2 separate regions of the Homo sapiens genome follow, and region 1 is linked to region 2. Evidence: read pairs that join two places in POLR2A ChIA-PET (ENCODE). Cell type or tissue: B cell. All regions are shown on one strand. Each heading gives the region's core, and the rest is flanking DNA. Links, peaks and the distances in the headings are about the cores only. Region 1 holds the start of EHD1 (EH domain containing 1). Region 2 overlaps BAD (BCL2 associated agonist of cell death).

The links. ChIA-PET counts read pairs that join two places held together with the same protein. Peaks named below come from ENCODE experiments on the same cell type or tissue, not always from the same donor. Only the 100,000 strongest peaks of a DNase experiment are listed, where the experiment ranks them.
Region 1: POLR2A ChIA-PET joins it to region 2 with 11 read pairs; 2 of 35 experiments call an interaction of 5 or more read pairs at or near these places.

What each region holds. Positions count from the first base shown.
Region 1 is chr11:64,875,590-64,884,193 of GRCh38, forward strand. It overlaps EHD1 (EH domain containing 1), which reads right to left and starts at 3,032. Exons shown (of 5, transcript NM_006795.4): 1 at 2,472-3,032. The coding sequence starts at 2,875. MIR10392 (microRNA 10392) reads right to left here and starts at 3,020; the gene lies at 2,934-3,020. It also overlaps the pseudogene RPS16P6. RefSeq lists enhancers at 1,169-1,945, 1,609-1,708, 5,031-5,180, 5,351-5,400, 5,461-5,550 and 1 more and silencers at 1,869-1,938, 2,789-2,838, 2,859-3,418. In B cell, for the core only: CTCF peaks have their summits at 3,033 (motif pointing left) and 3,232; DNase peaks (open chromatin) are centred at 1,982, 3,162, 3,862, 5,282 and 1 weaker place; H3K4me3 peaks cover 3,619 bases; H3K27ac peaks cover 4,111 bases.
Region 2 is chr11:64,276,381-64,283,419 of GRCh38, forward strand. All of the region lies in intron 2 of BAD (BCL2 associated agonist of cell death), which reads right to left. It also overlaps a transcript of GPR137 not described here. Among named protein-coding and RNA genes, the nearest start is that of BAD, 4.8 kb to the right of the region's middle. RefSeq lists enhancers at 43-702, 2,229-2,730. In B cell, for the core only: no CTCF peak of the experiment used is centred there; no DNase peak of the experiment used is centred there.

The DNA of each region.
Region 1 (8,604 bases), core at 1,386-6,385, 600 kb after region 2:
GAGAGCAAAGAAAAGACTGACCCATTATCTGTAGGACACAGACTTGAAGCTGCCTTTCCAACAGACGGGAGGACTCTGAGCCGATCAGCTTCTCCCTTTGGCCCCATCCCCCAGTGACCAGGGGCCCACGGGCAGAGGGCAGCTGGCCAGGGCAAGGGGTGCTCTGCAAGGCAGTGGAGCAAGACCAGCTGACCTGCAGGGCGAGCAAAACGTGGGCCTCACTCTCGCCAGTGCCAGTAGCAATGCATGAAGGCCAGTCCTGGCCTTCCTGCTGGGGACAGGAGGCGCTGGAGAGATGATTACAGAATAGAAGGATGGGAAGCAGAATTGGCTCTGGGAAATCACATACATAAAAATGCCTCATAAATGAGCCCAGAAAGTGAGTTAATATCTATAGGACCCAGAAACCAGTTGCTCTGCAGAGCCCAGGGTATATGGCAGAAAACAAGAAAGGGGAAGCAGCAAAGATGCCTCCGATTCCATCTCACCAAGAACGCACAGGTTTCATCTCGCACAAGTGGCAGTCCCAGTTATGCAATAAGTTTTTGCAAGACACTCTTAAGACACCCTGACTGCACCTTGCCTTGGTCTGCTCCAGCTGATTTTATTCTTAGAGCAGCCACATAGGGGGAGAAGGCCGGCAAGTCAAGTTCACGACTCAATGAGTCTCTTCAAGACTCAGCTGGGAGAGGCTGTATCAGCCAGAGAAAAGCCTCCTTTGTTGCACCCTCCTCGCCGGGCTCACTCCCCACACTACACATCCTGGCACAGCTCTGGGCCTCAGCGTGGGCTGATAGGGCCCTTTCGGCAGGGCCATCAGTGATCAGGGATCCTCTGGAGATGAGGTGGCAGCAAGAAGGAAATAAACGTGTGCCACCTCTCAGATCCTGTGGCACCAATGTCATCAAAGCACCGGTCTCGGACAAAGCAATCTCGAATTGCTCTTTTTCGGGTAGAAGCAGCAGAAAGCAGTAACTGGCTGTGCAAAAGCCAGGCAGTCAGTGCTGGCTGACCTAATGGGTGACTTCCACACATCAGCCAGACCCTCTGAACCTCGGTTTCCTGAACCAGTCAGGTGGGGGCTGCCAAGATGATGTCTAAGATCCTTCCAGCTCTGAAACTCTAGGCTTCCAAATTCAGAAAACTGGTCCTGTGCCATGTCTCTCCTTTCAAAAAAGGTGTGCCCTCACAAGGAAAGTGAAGAGGACTCCGCCTCTTCAGGACCCTTAGCCCAAAGGGCTGCACTCAACCTGGCCTTGACAGACAAACATCAACAGCCGTAAAACAGGAGGGCGGGCTGAAATGCCTGGAAGTGAACAGACCCTGCTGAAGGTCAGCTCTGTGCCTGGAGTAGGCCTGGCCACCAGCTTGGCTCTAGGGCAAGCTGCCCTGCACAGCTGGATGGCGTCTGGAAAGGAATGTGACCGTGCAGGGCGGGGACCTGGAAGGCAGGATTCAAAGATTCCTTCAGAGGCTCTTCGCTGGTGCAGAATTATGAAAGGCATGTGGAGTCCGTGAACGTGGGGTGGCAGGGAGGACAGGGTCTGTGAAGTACTTTGGTATGTCGCCTGGGGGTTGGGACGGGCATGTCTCGAGTTTCTCTGGAGAAAAGTGAGCTTGGGCATTGCACTCCTTGAGGGGCGGGAGCACTGTGTTTCATTCACAGCACTGAGACAGGCAGAGTCCTGGAGCTCACTCTCCTCGCGTGCAGAGGCCACTTAACTGGAAAAGTGAGGTCCAAGTGGGTGAAGGAACCTCAGATTCTGTCCCTCAGTGCACAGAAGGGCTTAGGGCCAGAATCTCATTGCAGGGCTCCCACTGCCACCACCTCATCCTGCTTCCTGAAACCCCTCAGGGCAGCACTGACCTCTTGAGAGCTGCCATTGGGAGAAGTGTTCGAACCTCAACTGTCCCCTGCCTCCAAGGGGCTGCCCCAAAGTCAGCAAGCCACAGCCGATCCTCCTCCTCCCTCCTACACAAAACCACCGTCCCAGGGGAGGCAGAGCAGACCCACACCGCACCAGAGAAGGGAATGGCTAAAAGTTTCATTGTGTTTTGCTATTGACACTTAAGAAGACAGGGAGGGGAGGGTTGATTTCCGTGAATTAGGTGCATCCAGCCTGCGGGACGGAGGTGGAGACCAAGAAAAGGAGCGCAGGAATGGCTCAGCTTCCTACTGCGGCCCTGCTGCTGAGGGGAGTGGGGCTGGGATCTGCAGGAGGGCTTGGTGGTTACCCTGGAAGATTCTGGGGAGGACAGAAGCTGGGGGAGCCGACAACGCCCACTCTTAGACCCCCAGTGGGTTTACTCTGGGAAGGGGCAGGGCCCTTGGACCAGGGAGTGGTCACTGAGGGTCTCACTGGGGCCTCGGAGACAAAGGACGGCGGGGCGACAGCCACGGGAGGGTCAGGCTCCGAGTGAGGGGTGTGCCCCGGACGCGCCCCCCGCCCCCTGGAGTGATGGGTGGGTACCTGTTGAGGAAAGCGTTGCCAAACGCGTTGAGCTTGCGGAAGGGGCGCCGCGGGTCCACCACGAGCGCGTTGCCCGGCACCACGCCCTCAGTGGGGCCGTGCATGACGGCGATGAAGGAGTCGGTGGTGGGCTCGGGCCCGATGCGCATCCCCGGGAAGTCCTGCTCGATCAGGTGTCGGATGAAGGTGGTCTTGCCCGTGCTGTACTGCCCCACGAGGAGCACCATAGGCTTGTTGTCGAAGTCAGCGTCCTCCAGCGCGGGCGAGTGGAACTCGTGGAAGCGGTAGTGCTCCTCCAGGGGTAGCAGCTTCTGCGCGTACAGCTGCCGCAGCCCCTCAGCCACCGTCTGGAAGAGCTCCGGCTCCTTCTTGCGGCGGGCATCCTTGCTGACCCAGCTGAACATACTGCCGGACACGGGGCTGGCTGCTGCGGGGCAGAGCGGCGGCTGAGAGCGGGGCGAGGGTGCGGAGCCGAGGCGGGGCCGGCCGGGGCAGGGAATCGGGAGCGACCCACACTGCGCAGGCGCACAGCCCAGCCCGTCGAAGCGCCCTCTGCCGAATGCTGCGCACCCCTCGCGGAGCGGCCTTTATAGGGTCGGTCCCTCAGTGGCGGCTAGCGCCGCCGCGGCGGGGGCAGGGCGGAATTGGGGGCGGTAGGGAGGAGCCCCTCCCAGCCCCGCCCCTCCGACTGGTGCCACGTCTTCCCCTACCCCGCCCCCATTGGCTGATTCCAAATCTCGCGAGGCTGTGGTCCGGGTGCCGTGGCAACCGCACCTGTTTCGCCCCGCCCCTCGTAGGGAGGCTCGCGAAAGTGCTGCGGTTAGGAAGGCGAGGAGCGGGCGTTCGGCGGAGACGGCCTCTGGGCCGCGCGCCTTCCGGCACCGTGGCCCCCCCACACCCCCGCGGGATGGCTCCACGAGACACCCAGTCAGGCACCCTGGTTCCCTGACTACGCGCCGCGCCCGCCGTTCGCCACGTGCGGTCCTCCAGCTGGCTCGGAATCCCCGGAAGCATCGGAGTACCCCCAGGCGGCGGCACCTCCTCCTCTCAGCCCAGCTTCCCAGACACACACTGTCTTTGTCCCCTCATCTTTTATCTGCTTTGGGAGAGGGAGAGACAGGAAAGTGGTAGCAGAGCAAGCTGAGGGAGTAGAGAATCCGGGGCGGGCTGGTGACTGGGGAAAGAAAAATGGGCAGCGAGAGGCCTGACCTCCCCTCAGGCCGACGGGGTGGGAATGGGAGAGGGACGCAAGCGAGGGAGGACATGGGTGACACCGGACTCGCGCGGGAGAAGAGAAGGCTTCCCCACAAAGGCTATAGCTGGGGCAAGGCAGGGAGGGCATGAGGAGGAAGTTGAGGCTCTCTGGCCACTTGCGTATTGGGAAGTGAAATCGGAAATTCCCTATGTGGGGAAGAGGGGAAGTGTGGGGGCAACAATGAAATCTTGTGGGAATTTAGGGGGAAGTTTAAAAACCCAAATACTTCCACTTTCCTCTCGGGGTCACCACCATTTACCATCATTTACTGGGATCTGTGCCCTACCTCCCCTTACCAGTTCCTGGCTGTTCCATGGGGCTCACTCCCCCGCCATCCTCCCCGGCCACACACAGACCCCTTTGGCTGTCCAGGCTGGTGAGAATCTTCAGTGGGTGATGTCAGAGCTTTGGGGACTGATTGTTATGTAACCAGTATCAAGACACCAACCTGTGGTAGCAGGACCCTGGGGGCTCTTAAAGAGATCTGAATTGAACCTGCGACTTTGAAAGCCTCAGGTCCAACTTCCTCGCTTCTGGGAGATGTGGAAGCCTGGAGGGCTAGGGGCCTGTATCAGGGGATAACTTGGGCTGGTAGGCTAAGAGGAAGAGGCAGGAACTCAAATCTGAGAACGGGGGATATCTCAGGGGAACTGAGTGGTGGAATCTAGAGAGGACACGATGGGAGGTTTGTTCGCCTACCGCTTGTAAGATCCCTTCCGAGGGAATAGATAGTTCCCTTGCCCTCCCCTCTTGCTCCCTAACCATTGGAGAGCGGATAAGTAATTCCAACCCTGCCTGCAATCTTACGCCCCTTAGTGCTTTGATTTGATTCTTTTCATCATAGTAAAGCACACAAGCTACTGCCCCCCCCCTTTTTTTTTTTTTTTTTTTTTTTTGGTGTTATTCTCAAAAGAAGATACTGAGGCTCCTAGGCAGAGCTGTCACCAGAGGCTGCATGCCAATTGGTGACGAGGAGCCTCCGGCGGGCCTAGTCCAGACTTCCCGGGTCAGCCTTAGAAGCCACAGTGTTTGCCTCCTACTCAGCACTGTTAGGGATCCACCCCGGAGATGCAGTTTCTGGGTTGATCTAGGGAAGGGCCCAGGGCTGAGGATCCTGAATGAAGTAGTTGTTCAGTCGTCTCAATGAGGCTGCTCCAAACTGGCGCCCCGGCAGCATTCTCATTGACGCGCCATGGTTTTCAAATCTCCCCAGAGCCCTGTGTGCTGGGAAAACCCAGCCCTAGAAAACTGAAAACAACAAAATGTTCCTGGGTTATTTATAAACAAAACCCAGACCCTGTCGTTATGTATGGCCACTTGACTTTCTCCAAAGATCTTAAAGGACTGAAAGAAGGGATCTCTGTCACCCTGGTGAGGCCCACGTGACCAGCAATTAGTTTCCCCCAATTTCATGGAGTTGGCACCCAGCTTCCAGGCAGCTTCCTTATCTTGTCATGCCCCACACCGAAAATGTCCTAATTTTTTTTTCTTTTGTGTTTTCTGAGTAGGGCAGTTTGTTTGGTGGGAAAGTTGTATAAAATGTGAATGCACCCTTTCACTTTTGGTTTCTCCGCTGTTTCACTTTCTGCCTGTCTGCCTGAGCCCATGGCAGATTGATGGAGGGTTCAAGTATTTTTCTTTTATCTCAGAAACTGTGCCATCCCCCACTCCCAGTGTTTTATTCTTCAGTTAATAAATCCATTCCCTGCAAACCCAGGGCCTTGAGGTACCCCCTAGCTCTCCTCAGAAACGCCCTCATCCAGCAGAAAGGGGCCTCACCTCCCCTCTAAGTGGTCTGCTTGGTCCTGTCATGGCCTGATCTAGGAAAACATCTACAAGGTCCCTAGAGACAACTTAAAAAAAAAAGGCCAGGTGCAGTAGCTCATGTCTGTAATCCCAGCACTTTGGGAGGCCGATGCAAGCAGATCACCTGAGATCAAGACCACCCTGGCCAATATCACAAAACCCCGTCTCTACTAAAAATACAAAAATTAGCCAGGTATGGTGGCGTGTGCCTGTAATCCCAGCTACTGAGGAGGCTGAGGCAGGAGAATCGCTTGAACCCGTGAGGTGGAGGTTGCAGTGAGCCAAGATCGCACCACTGCATTCTAACCTGGGCAACAGAAGGAGACTCCATCTCAAAAAAAAAAAAAAAAAGAGAGGTGCCTTTTCCGCTTGCGGTGCCGTGCAGTGAGGAGCTCTTATCTGTGCTCTTGGCTATGCCATCCAAGGGCCAGCTGCAGTCCGTGCAATCCACTGCAAACATGGCAGTGGCCTCATCAAGGTGAATGGATGGCCCCTGGAGATGATGGAGCCGAGCGCTGCAATTCAAGCTGCTGGAACTAGTTCCTAGTTCTGCCTCTGGGCAAGGAGCAATTTGCTGACATGCACACGCATGTTTGTGTGAAGGGTGGTGGTCATGTGACCCAGATTTATGCTATCAACATCAGTCCATCTCCAAAGCCTTAGTGGCCTATTACCGGAAATAAATGGATGAGGCTTCCAAAAGGACCAGAGGCATCCTCATCCAGCATGACTGGACCCTGTCAGTAGCTGACCCCCGTTGCTGCAAATCCAAAAACGTTGGAGGCCCTGGTACCTATGCTTGCTACCAGAAATCGTACCAATAAGCCCATCACAGGGACCAGGATTCACCTATATAATAAACTATGTTTGAGAGTGTTTTTTTTTTTTTGAGACAGAGTCTCACTCTGTGTCACCCAAGCTGGAGTGCAATGGTGCGATCTCAGCTCACTGCAACCTCCACCTCCTGGGTTCAAGTGATTATCCTGCCTTAGCCTCCCAAGTAGGTGGGATTACAGGCGCCTGCCACCATGCCTGGCTAATTTTTTGTATTTTTAGTAGAGACTACTAAAAATACATGTTGGTCAGGCTGGTCTCGAACCCCTGACCTCAAGTAATACACCCACCTCAGCCTCCCAAAATGCTGGGATTACAGGCATGAGCCACCGCACCCAGTCGATATTTTTTTTTTAAGGAGTTTTTCTCCAAATATGGCAGAAAAATCGAGCTGAGAAAAACCAAAACATAGGTTTCTCCCTGGGATGAGGAGTGGTTCATTCTTTCCACTGACAGAGTTTGCATATCAGCACAGATTTTTGTTCTCACAGTCATGAGATTTGGGCAACAAATCAGTTTTCCCGACACAAGGTGAGGAACTGAGGAGGACTGTTCTTTTGAATGCCGGGTCTCCCACACTGGCAAGAAGAGTGTCCTCTCCACACCATGAGGCCTTTCTCTTGCAGCAGCTGTGGCCCTTGGGTGATGGCTCTGGGGAGATTGCTGGGCCCCAGAGGGCTCTGAAGGCATCTGGCAGCCAGAACATGGCCCAATTTGGAGGTGACCGTGTCAGAATCTTAGCTGCTTTCAAATTCCAGTGAGAAAGAGCCTGAGGCCCGGGATGTCCAGTGACTGCTCGAAGTAGCCCAGACTGAATGAGAATCTGGGCCTTCGGAGTCTTTTTTTTTTGAGAGGGAGTCTCCCTCTGTTGCCCAGGCTGGAGTGCAGTGGCGTGATCTTGGCTCACTGCAACCTCCACCTCCCGGGTTCAAGTGATTCTCCTGCCTCAGCCTCCCGAGTAGCTGGGACTACAGGCGTGTACCACCATGCCCGTCGGCTAATTTTTTCTATTTTTAGTAGAGATGGGGTTTCACCATGTTAGCCAGGATGGTCTTGATCTCCTGACCTTGTGATCTGCCTGCCTCGGCCTCCCAGAGTGCTGGAATTACAAGTGTGAGCCACCACGCCTGGCCAGGGCCTTCTGAATCTTAACACTGCCCTTTCCACACTCCAGCCACTTGAAGTTGCAAGGACGGGCAGGTGGAAAAGCAGAGAAAGAGGGTTTCAAGAGCCTCTTCCCCAGATGCAGGCTGAAGTGAATCTCTGCCCTGAAGCTCACCAGCCCTTCCTAGCCCCTTTGCTGCTCTGCAGCCTGGGGGACAGGCTTACACATTTATCAGGATGATGTACACATATAACTGCACAGTGCTTTGCAGAGCTGAGACTTATAGGTCTCTGAGCACTTTCAGTAAAAGCTCTAGTTCACCTGCCAGTTTTCTGTGTGTGTGTCTCAGTCCCTGCAGCTTCTGGCCCTGCCTTGCTGGGGCTGATGAGGCTGGGGCTGCCGCTGAGTGCAGGGTGCAGGGTTTGCCCTAAACTTATTGGAGGGCCCAGGCCTTTGCCTGACTCCACAGGAAATGGCTTATTATTTGGCACATAAGCAATCGCCTTCTGTGGTGACAACATTAGGGGGTCCCTTGTGGGGTGCTGGGGTCCCCCTTGCCCTACACTAATGAAATGGAGAGTGTAACCCCATTGTCCCCCAGCCTCAGCAGCCTGAGAGTACAAGTGAGGTGCATGGTCTTAGCCTCCCTTGTATGAGTGCAGACTGCTGCCGTGCACACGGCCCCTCTGCATTTCCGGGGGCTCTGAAGTGTGTCTCGTGTGTGCAAGAACGAGCCTGCCCAAGTTCTGCTCCAGCTGCCTCTCCCTTGCCTTGGCCTTGCCCTGCTGTGGCCCTGAGCCTCACCATGGGCTCACAGGCTGGGGGGCTGGAGGGTAATTCTGTCCCCAACTCTGTGTCACACTCAGCCACCAGGGCACAGAGCCCAGCCCATCTTCAACAAGCCCAGCTCCTCACTCCCACACCTCAGGAGTCAAACATCGTGCCCAAGGCCACCCTCCTGTCCCCTCTGCTGGGCGAACACCTCCCTCCTCCATCCCCCCAAATTAAAGTCTCTTTGTAGGTCACTTGGGGTGGTACATGGTGGTCCCCCAGCCCGCCTGTCTGCCGACACTCAGTCTCCCTCCCCGTCCTGTGGCCCAGCTGCCACATTCCTCTCACCTGCAGCTTCTTTA
Region 2 (7,039 bases), core at 1-5,000:
CAGTGATGTGATCTTGGCTCACTGCAACCTCTGCTCACCAGGTTCAAATGATTCTCCTGCCTCAGCCTCCTGGGTAGCTGGGATTACAGGTGCCCGCCACCATGCCCAGCTAATTTTTGTATTTTTAGTAGAGACGGGGTTTCACCATGTTGGTCGGGCTGGTCTTTAACTCCTGACCTCAGGCAATCCAAGTGCCTCGGCCCCCCAAAGTGCTGGGATTACAGGCGTGAGCCACGGTGCCCAGCCCTAAATTGAATTTTTAAAAAGTGTTCTATTTACAGGGAAAAACCCTGGGGGAGTGTCTGTGAATTCCCTGGGGGAAGGAGAGGGCTGGGGCAGGGCCTGGGCCAGACTCTCCCTTCTCTGGGGAAGGGAAGGGGTGTGGCTCCTCCTTGGGTGTGAACGTGGGTGGGTGCCCAGGCCTGCCCACTCTTGCCATCCGCCTAGAGCCTGGCCCGGAGCTGGGTGTGGAAGTGGAGGGTAGTGGCTGTGGCTAGAAGTGCCCCAGGCCCCAGCATGGCACCTCTAGCTTTACATTCTCTGCGTGTTGGGCTTCTGAGTCAGCGGCTGGGGCGGACATCCCTGCTGATGCTTCCGCGAGCATCCCTGCACTGGGATTTTCAGAGTCCTCAGATTCCCAAGAAGGAGAATACGAAGTTCTCCCTGTTTTATAGATGAGGAAACAGAGGCACACTTAATTACAAGACACTTGCACACTGAATTGCACACTTAATTAAAACAGTGGTGTTCCAGACCGTTTGGAGCAGTGAAGCTCTGCCATCAGGCAAGGGCTGGGTTTGGATCCTGCCCCTACCACATGCCGACCACACACAATCTGCTGCCGGGGGAGGCTGACGTCAGTGGCCAGCACAGTGGCCAGTGCTGCCACCCCACCCTGGGCAGACACTCGCAGCCTGTCCGCCTCCGGCACCTGTAGGCCTCAGCCTTGACTATAGCCTTCCGGTACAGAAGCCCCTTCAGGCCTGCAGAGAACACCCCCAACCTTGCTCAGAGCTCATAAAATCAGAAAGTACTCTAAAGTTGGCAAATGTTTCCTTTTTGTTTTTAAAAAACAGCGACAGGGTCTCTCTCTGTCACCCAGACTGGAGTGGGGTGGCACGATCTCAGCTTACTGCAGCCTCAAAATCCTAGGCGCAATCGATCTTCCCACCTCAGCCTCCTGAGTAGCTTGGACTACAGGCATCACCATGCCCGGCTAATTTTTTAATTTAAAAAATTTTTAGAGAAGTGTCTTGCCATCTTGCCCAGGCTGGTCTCGAACTCCTGAGCTCAAGTGATCCTCCTGCCTTGGCCTCCCAGAGTGCTGGGATTACAGGTATGAAAGGCTGGCTGGCAAATGTTTGTTCACTTTCTTTTCCCTTTTCCTAAGTTAGCTGAAAATGTTTTCTATAAAGGGGGTTCAGTGGGCCACGTGGTCTCTGTGACAACCACTCACCTTTGTGGCCAGAGCTGAAAGGAAACCATAATCAATGTGTAAATGAATACACTGCACCTTGCTGTGTTCCACTAACACTTTCTTTAGGGACCTTGAAATTTGAATTTCATAGAATGTTCACGTTACAAAATATAGTTCTTTGGATTTTTGTCCATAACTTAAAAATATAGGCCCAATGTGGTGGCTCATGCCTGTAATCCCAACACTTTGGGAGGCCAAGGCAAAAGGACTGCTTGAGGCCAGGAGTTCGAGACCAGCCTGAGCAACACAGAAAGACCCTTGTCTCTACAAAAATTAAAATAAAAAAATTAGCCAGGCATGGTGGCGTGCGCCTGTAGTCCCAGCTACTTAGGAAGCTGAGGTGGGAGGATGGCTGGAGCCCAGAAATTTGAGGCTTTATAAATATATAAAGCCAAGAATGTACATAAAGGCAAGAAAATCACTTGAACCTGGGAGGTAGAGGTTGCTGCGAGGCGAGATTGCACCACTGCACTCCAGCCTGGGCGACAGAGTGAGGCTCCATCTTGGAAAAAAAAATTATATATATATATTTATATATAAATATATATATACATAAATAATAACAATGGCAGTTCTAATAATAAGAGCCGCAAACACTTAGCCCCTCCTCTGCGCCAGGCACTGTTTCCAAGCACTTTTCCTATATTAACTCATCAGGTCCTCGCCACAGCCCTGCGAGGTGGGACTAGTTCTATTCCCGTTTACAGATGAGGAAACTCAGGCAGATGGAGTTAATTAACCTGCTCAAGCTCAACCTGCTAGGAAGGGTAGAGCCACGTTTGAACCCTGCAGTCTGGCCCAGGGGCTAGCACTGGGCTGCTTCTTTCTGCCTCTCCACTGTCCACACCTGTTTCAGACACTGGGCTGTGTGGGCTGTCACAGCACAAGGTGGCTGCAGTCCCTGCCCTGGGGACACCTCAGCCATCCAGCAGGGGGGCCTGGTGGCAGGGACTATGAGGAGTGACCGAACCAAGTGTGAGTTGCTCTGCGCAGGTAGAGAGGGCAGAGGCCCCGTGGCTCTGGCGGGGCACTGGCACTTGCTGATCTTTTCTGGGAAACCACTTGCTTTTGGAGACACTGAAAACTAAATCAAAAGGTTAAGAAATCCAGCTCTGTCCTCACCTGGCAGCTGTCTTCTCCCGCAGCCCTCTTTCCTACGGGTCTGCAGCTGGGGCTGGGGGGAGGTGTCGTCCCTGGCCTGTGCAGAATGTTACTCCTGTCCTCTGCCACTCCACCAGCACCCTGTCTCCTTTCTGTACCTTGCTACTCCTTCTACCATGATCTTGTCCCACTCTCCCCTCAGACTCATTCCCAGGGACATAACCTAGGCCTTGTCACCATCAAATAACTCCATCCCAAGCTTCCCACCAGCTGACCCAACCTGTGTGGATCATGCCCCCGGGACCCCAACTCCAACGATGCTGCGGCTTCCCAGGGCTTGCTCCCTTCCCTGAAGCTCAGCCAGCTTGGACCCCACATCTACCATTCCTTCCTTTGCACACACCTGAAGCCCCTACCCCTAACTGGACTGAGACAAGCACAACTCTGGTTCAGACTCCAAGTCCCTGCCAGCTCCCACTAGCACCCTGCTAAAAATCCCACCAGATGCTTAAAAGCCACCTCTAGCGGCCAGACGCGGTGGCTCATGCCTGTAATCCCAGCATTTTGGGAGGCTGAGGCGGGTGGATCACGAGGTCAGGAATTCGAGACCAGCCTGGCCAACATGGTGAAACCCCCGTCTCCACTAAAAACACAAAAATTAGCTGGGCATGGTGCATGCCTGTAATCCCAGCTACTGGGGAGGCTCAGGCAGGAGAATGGCATGAACCCAGGAGGTGGAAGTTGCAGTGAGCCGAGATCGTGCCACTGCACTCCAGCCTGGGTGACAGAGTAAGACTCTATCTCAAAAAAAAAAAAAAAAAAAAAATCCCCCTCTATCCCACCCTCTAGGGTAGCCTCCAGATCCTCCCTCACCCTTCAGTGTTTCTTCTCCATTAAAAGCAACTTCATCCTACCGGGTGCTCAAGCCAGATTCCTTGGTGTTGGCTGGGCACTGTGGCTCATGCCTGTAATCCCAGCACTTTGTGAGGCCAAGGTGGGAGGATCACTTGGGGCCAGGAGCTCAAGACCAGCCTGGCCAACATAGCAAGACCTTGTCTCTAAAATTAATAATAATTTGGCCAGGCGCGGTGGCTCACGCCTGTAATCCCAGCACTTTGGGAGGCCAAGGCGGGCGGATCACAAGGTCAGGAGATCGAGACCATCCTGGCTAACATGGTGAAACCCCATCTCTACTAAAAACACACAAAAAAATTAGCTGGGCATGGTGGCGGGAGGCTGTAGTCCGAGCTACTCTGGAGGCTGAGGCAGGAGAATGGCGTGAACCCGGGAGGCAGAGCTTGCAGTGAGCTGAGATGGTGCCACTGCACTCCAGCCTGGGCGACAGAGCAAGACTCCATGTCAAAAATAAAATAAAATAATAATAATAATAATAATAATAATTTTTTTTTTTGAGACGGAGTCTTGCTCTGTCGCCCAGGCTGGAGTGCAGTGGCACCATCTCGGCTCACTGCAAGCTCTGCCTCCCGGGTTCATGCCATTCTCCTGCCTCAGCCTCCCGAGTAGCTGGGACTATAGGCACCCACCACCACGCCCGGCTAATTTTTTGTATTTTTAGTAGAGACGGGGTTTCACCGTGTTAGCCAGGATGGTCTTGATCTCCTGACCTCGTGATCCGCCCGCCTCGGCCTCCCAAAGTGCTGGGATTACAGGCGTGAGCCACCGCGCCTGGCCTAATTTATTTTATTTTTATTTATTTTTTGTTTTTTGAGACGGACTCTTGCTCTGTCACCCAGGCTGGAGTGCAGTGGCAGGATTTCAGCTCACTGCGACCTCCACCTCCTGGGTTCAAGTGATTCTCCTGCCTCAGCCTCTCAGGTAGCTGGGATTACAGGCGCCCACCACCACATCCAGCTAATTTGTGTATTTGTAGTAGAGACAGGATTTCACCAAGTTGGCCAGGCTGTTCTTGAACTCCTGACCTCAAGTGATCTGCCTGCCTCAGCCTCCCGATGTGCTGGGATTACAGGTGTGAGCCACCACGCCCGGCCAATAATAATTTTTTTTTTGAGACGGAATCTTGCTCTGTCACCCAGGCTGGAGTGCAGTGGTGCAATCTCTGCTCACTGCAAGCTCCGCCTCCCGGGCTCACGCCATTCTCCTGCCTCAGCCTCCAGAGTAGCTGGGACTACAGGCGCCCACCACCACGCCCAGAGAATTTTTTGTATTTTTAGTGGAGACGGGGTTCACCGTGTTAGCCAGAATGGTCTCTATCTCCTGACCTCATGATCTGCCCACCTCGAACTACCAAAGTGCTGGGATTATAGGCGTGAGCCACCGCGCCCAGCCTAATAGTTTTTTTAAAATTCCTTGGCATCATCCTGACTCCTCTCTTTCCCTCGCACCCCACATCCAGTCCATCAGCAGATCCTGCCAGTTCTGCTTTAAAAATAAATCCAGGGATCAGCTACTTCTCACCACCTCCCTGGTGACTCTCTGAATGTCTAAATCTGACCATGCTGCCTCTGCTCAAATCCTTTCCAGGTTTTTACTCAAAGGCAATGCCAGAGTCCTTAGAATGACCTTCAACTTTAGGTCTCCAAATACCCTTTCCTAAACCCCCTCCCCTAGGCCCACCCTAGCCAGGAGCAGGTGTTGCCCTCGAGGCCTTACCATCTGCCCTTCTCTCTGCCTGGAACTCTCTTCCCATCATCCCTGTGGCCTTGGCTCCAGTGGTGCTTCTCACCAAGGTGAGTGCTGACCACCTCTGCTACCATCACTCCCCCCGCCCCTGTGACTCCGGATTCTCTTAACTCTTTTTTTTGAGATGAGTCTCACTCTGTCGCCAGGCTGGAGTGCAGTGGCACGATCTTGGCTCACTGCAACCTCCGCCTCCCGGGTTCAAGCGATTCTCCTGCCTCAGCCTCCCGAGTAGCTGGGACTATAGGTGCGCGCCACCATGCCCAGCTAATTTTTGTATTTTTGGTAGAGATGGGGTTTCACCATGTTGGCCAGGATGGTCTCCATCTCTTCACCTTGTGATACGCCCACCTAGGCCTCCCAAAGTGTTGGAATTACAGGCGTGAGCCACCGCGCCCGGCCTCTCTTAACTCTTTTACATGCTGCCCCCATACAAATCTTCTCACGCATGATAGGATGCTTTTGTGCTTGTTTGCTCATGGCCCCACCAGCTCACTAGAAGGTAAGCTCCACAAGGGCAAGGATTCCTGACGCTTGGGTTCACCGAGGCCCCCTAGCAACTGGAACAGCCTGTGTCACACGGTGAGCACTCACTGTGTGGCGCGAGTGAATGCTGAGTGTGTGTGGGGGGCAGAGAGCAGGGGAAGTTTGTGAGCAGAAAAATGGCCAAGTGCAAGCTCAGGAAGTTAAAGAAAGCTGTGGAGGCTGAGCATGGTGGCTCACGCCAGTAATCTCAACAGTCTGGGAGGCCAAGGTGAGAGGATTGCTTGGGCCCAGGAATTCGAGACAAGACTGGGCAACAAAGCAAGACCCCACCTCTACAAAAAATAAAAAATGAGCTGGTGTGGTGGCATGCACCTGTGGTCCCAGCTGTTCTGGAGGCTGAGGCAGGAGGATCGTTTGAGCCCAGGAGTTTGAGGCCTGCCTGGGCAACAAAAGGAGACCCCGCCCCTGCCCTCATCTCATGAAAATGTGAAAAATGCTGGGCATGGTGGCTCACGCCTGTAATCCCAACACTGTTGGGAGGCTGAGGCGGGTGGATTACGAGGTCAGGAAATGGAGACCACCCTGGCTAACACGGTGAAACCCCATCTCTAATAAAAATACAAGAAATTAGCCCGGCATGGTGACACGCGCCTGTAGTCCCAGCTACTCTGGAGGCTGAGGCAGGAGAACTGCTTGAACCCAGGAGGCAGAGGTTGCAGTGAGCCGAGATTGCACCACTGCACCCCAGCCTGGGCAGCAGAGTGAGACTCCGTCTCAGGAAAAAAAAAAAAAAAAAAAGAAAAAGTAAAAAATAAATTAACTGGGTGTGGTCCACACACCTGTATTCCCAGTTACGTGGGAGGATCACTTAAGCCCAGAAGTTCCGGGCTGCAGTGAGCTGAGATCGCACCTCTGTACTCCCTCCTGGGTGATAGAGCGAGACCCTGTCTCAAAACAAAACAAAACAAACAGAAAAAAAGAAAGCAAGCTATGGGGTCCAATCTGAGAGAATCGAGTGTGGGTGTTTATCCGTAAGAGAGCGAGGGGAAAGAGGCCTCTTAAGCCTTCTTAATCCTGAAAATGGGGAGGAGGTCTTTTAAGCTGCAGTGCCAGAGTGACATGACCTAGTTTTCTATTTTTAGAGATGGGGTCTGGCTATGTTGCCCAGGCTGGTCTTGAATTCCTGGGCTCAAGCCAGCCTCCTGAGTTGCTGGGACTACAGACATGTGCCACCCCACCCAGCTTGACCTGGTTTTTGTGTTCAGAAGATATCTGTTGTTGTTCCAGGTGCCAAGGCCAGTGCTGGGCACAGGGGTG